2 separate regions of the Homo sapiens genome follow, and region 2 is linked to region 1. A link is an interaction called in ENCODE POLR2A ChIA-PET data of the cell type or tissue named here. Cell type or tissue: GM12878. All regions are shown on one strand. Region 1 overlaps PRKCB (protein kinase C beta). Region 2 has its middle 9.4 kb from the start of SCNN1B.

What was found. ChIA-PET counts read pairs that join two places held together with the same protein. Peaks named below come from ENCODE experiments on the same cell type or tissue, not always from the same donor. Only the 100,000 strongest peaks of a DNase experiment are listed, where the experiment ranks them.
Region 2: POLR2A ChIA-PET joins it to region 1 with 6 read pairs; 1 of 35 experiments calls an interaction of 5 or more read pairs at or near these places.

What each region holds. Positions count from the first base shown.
Region 1 is chr16:23,851,716-23,854,215 of GRCh38, reverse strand. All of the region lies in intron 2 of PRKCB (protein kinase C beta), which reads right to left. Among named protein-coding and RNA genes, the nearest start is that of PRKCB, 17 kb to the right of the region's middle. RefSeq lists an enhancer at 607-696. In GM12878, no CTCF peak of the experiment used is centred here; no DNase peak of the experiment used is centred here; H3K4me3 peaks cover 1,678 bases; H3K27ac peaks cover 1,934 bases.
Region 2 is chr16:23,291,684-23,294,183 of GRCh38, reverse strand. It overlaps a transcript of SCNN1B not described here. Among named protein-coding and RNA genes, the nearest start is that of SCNN1B, 9.4 kb to the left of the region's middle. RefSeq lists an enhancer at 1,176-1,255. In GM12878, no CTCF peak of the experiment used is centred here; a DNase peak (open chromatin) is centred at 983; H3K4me3 peaks cover 548 bases.

The DNA of each region.
Region 1 (2,500 bases):
GATCTGCTTGGGATGTCCACAGGTGATATGGTTTGGCTGTGTCCCCACCCAAATCTCATCTTGAATTGTAGCTCTCATAATCCCCATGTGTCATGAGAAGGACCTGGCGGAAGGTAATGGAATCATGGGGGTGGGTTTTCTAATGCTGTTCTCGTGATAGTGAATAAGTCTCACGAGATCTGATGGTTTTATAAAGGGCAGTTCCCCTGTGCACGCTCTCTTGCCTGCTGCCATGTAAGAAGTGCCTTGACCTTCCTTTGCCTTCTGCCATGATTGTGAGGCCTCCCCAGCCATGCTGAATTGTGAGTCAATTAAACCTCTTTCCTTTATAAATTACCCAGTCTCAGTTATGCCTTTATTAGCAGCATGAGAATGGATTAATACAACAGGCAACCAGAGAGGCAAGAATTCTGACTGATTGAAAAACTAGAAAGTCTGACAAGAGCCAGATTGTTCTAATAACTAAAAACAAGAAAAGTGCTTCTTTATTTCACTTTTAGGAACACAAATAGAACTCACTCTTTCCCTGCTATGTTTGATAAGATAAAGACGTCCAGAGTTTTGCATCTTAGTTTTACCAGTCAAGTGAGAGATAAAACTAGATACATCACCGCAAAGAAAGACAAAGGAAATTATGGCTTTGGAGACTGGAGTGAGATTTACTGAGTTCATCAAAACCTGTTTTCTTTTCCTCCTGGACATAGAGCTAGTCGACATGTCCCAGGACCCCCTTCCGTTGGTTGCCTCTTTGCCTGGGTTCTGGCAAATAGAATGTGAGCAGAAGTGATGTGACTTCCTTCCCCAGCTGAAGTTGTTGTGAAATGAGTGTGCTTTCTCAATTTCCCTTTCCCCTTCCACTGGCCCAATGGGGAGGACCCTGGGGTCCTGTGTGACTCTGTGGAAGATGTCCTGACCAGGACCACCTGCACTGGTTAGTGACATGAGTAAGAAATAAACTCCCTTCTGTCAAGCCACAGAGACTTCAAGGTTTGTCTGTTACAGCAGCTTTAATAGATTCTTACTAATACAGAATTTTTGAAATGTTAAGCCCTAAAAATAGTTTGTGAGCTCAAGTTTTCCTAGTATTTACAGAGCTAAATTATTGTGTGGAAAAACTGTCAGAATGCCCTGGCTTCCTTGTTGAACAGTCTGGAACCGATGGGCAACATTGAAACAGGAAGCAGATGTTCCCCAAAGAAGGCAAACGGCACCATTCCCCAATGGGTGATTCCAGAAGGTGCCTGTCTCCCATACGGATTTCACTTCCTCTATGCAAAACTAAAAAAGTCCCAGCTAACATTTCTCAGGCTCAGCCTCAGTAACTTAAAGCTCTGCACTTTTTAAATTTTTTAACAGAAAAATGGGCATAAGTCAATGGAGTTGCATAACAGAAAAGTGGGCATAAGTTCAGGAACAGATGAAAGTAATCATAGGTGATAGAGGTTAGGATAGTGATTACTCCTGAAGGATACGGTTGATAGGGATTGTGAGATGATGCTTCTAGGGTACCAGCATGTTCTGTTTCTTGATCTGGATGTCAATCAATTCTTCTTAAACTCTTCCAAAAAATTAAGGGAGTATTTCTAAACTCATTATCCAAGACTATCATACCAAAGCCAAACAAAAACACAAGAGAAGAAAACTATAAACCAATATCCCTGATGAACATAGATGGAAAAATCCTCAACAAAATATTAGCAAACCAAATTGAAGAACACATTAAAAGAATTTTATTCACCATGATCAAGTGGGATTTCTCCCTGGGATGCAAGGATGGTTCAACACATAGAAATCAATAAATGTGATACCCATGTTAACAAAATAAAGGATAAAAATCATATGATCATCTCAATAGATGCAGGAAAAAAAAGCACTTGAAAAAAATTAACATTCTTTCATGAAAAAAGTACTCAGCAATAAGGTATAAAGGAAATGCACTCAACACAATAAACACTATGGGCTCTATTATGACAAACCCGTAGCTAACATCCTTCTCAGCACTGAAAAGTTGAAAGCCTTTCCTCTAAGATCAGGACGCCCACTCTCACCCTTTCTTTTCAATAGAGTACTGGAAGTCCCAGCCAGAGTAATTAGGAAAGAGAAAGAAATAAAAGGCATCCTAATAGGAAGGGAAGAAGTGAACTTGTCTCTATTTGTTGACAAGGTGATTTTATATACAGAAAACCCTAAAGAATCCACTAAAAAAGCTGTTAGAACTGATCAACAAATTCAATAAAACTGCAGGATGCAAAACCAACATACAATCAGTAGTGTTTCTATATTAGATTATCTAATTATTCTAATTTTATATACTAGCTTATCTAATAACAAACTACCAGACCAGAAAATTAAGAAAACAAACTAATTTACAATAGCAGCAAAAAAAAAATTACTTAGGTGTAAATGTATCCAAGGAAGCAAACTATCTGTATACTGAAAACTATACAACACTGATGAAAGAAACTGAGGAAAACACAAATAAATGAAAAGATATTCCGTG
Region 2 (2,500 bases), 560 kb after region 1:
TCTGTTATGTTGGCCAGGTTGGTCTTGAACTCCTGGCCTCAAATGACCCATCAGCCTTGGCCTCCCAAAGTGCTGGGATTACAGTCATGATCCACCACATCTGGCCAGGACTTTAGTCTTGAATCAGAGTGAGGTGGGATCCTTGAGAAGGTTTGGGGTGATGTAATCTGACTGGAAAATTTTTTATATTTTTTTTATTGTGGCAAAATATACATATATGCATGACATAAAATTTACCATTTAACCATTTTTCTTTTTTTAAGACAGGGTTTCACTCTGTTGCCCAAGCTAGAGTACAGTGGCAAGATCATGGCTCACTGCAGCCTCCACCTCCTAGGCTCAAGAGATCCTCCTCCCTCAGCCTCCTGAGTAGTTGGGGACTACAGGTGCATGCCACCATGCCAGGCTAATTTTTTTTTTGTAGAGAAGGGGTCTCCCTATGTTGCCCCGGCTGATTTCAAACTCCTGCACTCAAGTGATCCTCATGTCTCAGCCTCCCAAAGTGCTGGGATCACAGGCATGAGCCACCACGCCCAGCTCATTTAATCATTTTTAAGTGTACATCTCAGAGGCATTAAATACATTTACAAGGCTGTGTAACCATCACCACTATCCATCTCCAGAACTTTTTCTTCTTTCCAAATTGAAACTTTATACCCATTCAACAATAATTCCCCAGCCCCTGGCAGCCATTCTACTTCCTGTCTCTATGATTTTGACTACCTTAGGGACCTCGTATAAGTGGAATCAAACTCGTTTTTGTTATTTTGTATATGGCTGATTGCACTTTGCATAATTTCTTCAGGGTCCATCATGTTGTAGCATGTGTCAGAATTTTCTTCTTTTTAAAATGCTAAATAATATTCCATTGTGTGTAGAGACCACACATTTCGTTTGTCCATTTATCTGTTTATGGACATTTGGTTTGTTTCCACTTTTTGGCGACTGTGAATAATGCTCCTATGAGTATGGGTGTTCACTGTTTGAGTCACTGGTTTCAATTCTTTTGGGTAGATCTGACTGAAAGATTGTAAGTCTCACTTTTTTTTTTTTTTTTTTTTTTTTTTTTGAGAATGAGTCTCCCTGTATTGCCCAGACTGGAGTACAGTGGCGCAGTCTCGGCTCGCTGCAAACTTCACCTCCCGGGTTCAAGCAATTCTCATGCTTCAGCTTCCTGAGTACCTGGGATTACAGGCACCCAGCACCATGCCTCGCTAATGTTTGTATTTTTAGTAGAGACGGGGTTTCACCGTGTTAGCTGGGCTGGTCTCGAACTCCTGACCTCAAGTGATCCACCCACCTCGGGCTCCCAAAGTGCTAGGATTACAGGCGTGAGCCACTGCACCCAAACATTATAAGTCTCACTCTATTAGAATTGCTGGCCGGGCACAGTGGCTCATGCCCATAATCTTAGCACTTTGGGAGGCCGAGGTGGGCGGATCACTTGAGCCCAGGAGTTCGAGACCAGCCTGGGCAACATGGCAAAAATGCATCTCAACAAAAAATCAAAAAATTAGCCAGGCATGGTACAGTGTGCCTGTAGTCCCAGCTACTCAGGAGGCTGAGAGATGGAAGGATTGCTTGAGCCGGGGAGATTCACTGCAGTGAACTATGATCGCACCTCTGCATTCCAGCCTGGGCAACAGAGTGAGACCGTGTCTCAAAGAAATAAAAAGTAAAAGGGATTGGCCAAGCACGGTGGCTTATGCCTGTAATCCCAGCACTTCGGGAGGCCAAGGCGGGCGGATCACGAGGTCAGGAGATCGAGACCATCCTGACTAACACAGTGAAACCCCGTCTCTACTAAAAATACAAAAACAAAATTAGCTGGGTGTGGTGGCGGGCGCCTGTAGTCCCAGCTACTCAGGAGTCTGAGGTGGGAGAATGGCATGAACCCTGTAGGCGGAGCTTGCAGTGAGCCAAGATCGTGCCACTGCACTCCAGCCTGGGCGACAGAGCGAGACTCCGTCTCAAAAAAAAAAAAAAATAAAGAAAGAAATAAAATAAATAAAAAATAAAATTAAATAAAAGGGATTGCTGAGAATGAACTAAGATGAACTAAGGGTGCCAAGGGCAGAGCAGGGGGCAGGGTGAAAGCCGTGGAGGTGCCCAGATTCTGGATACAGTGCCCAGGAAGAGTTGACGTAATTTGCTGAAGAATTGGATGTGGGGCGTGAGAGAAAAAAACAAGTTGCAGAACAACGGCTACAATATAACATTACAGTATTTACACAAAACCTTGTAAAACAATAGAATACATTTAAATGGGTATATATATTTATTTATATAAATGCAGAGACACAGGTTGGGTGCGGTAGCTCACGCCTGTAAACCCAGCACTTTGGGAGGCCGAGGTGGGAGGATGGCTTGAGTCCAGGAGTTGGAGACCAGCCTGGGCAACATGGTGAAACCCCGTCTCTACTAAAAAAAAAAAAAAAAAATTAGCTGCGTGGTGGTGGTGCGTGCCTGTGGTCTCAGGTACTTGAAACACTGAGGCAAG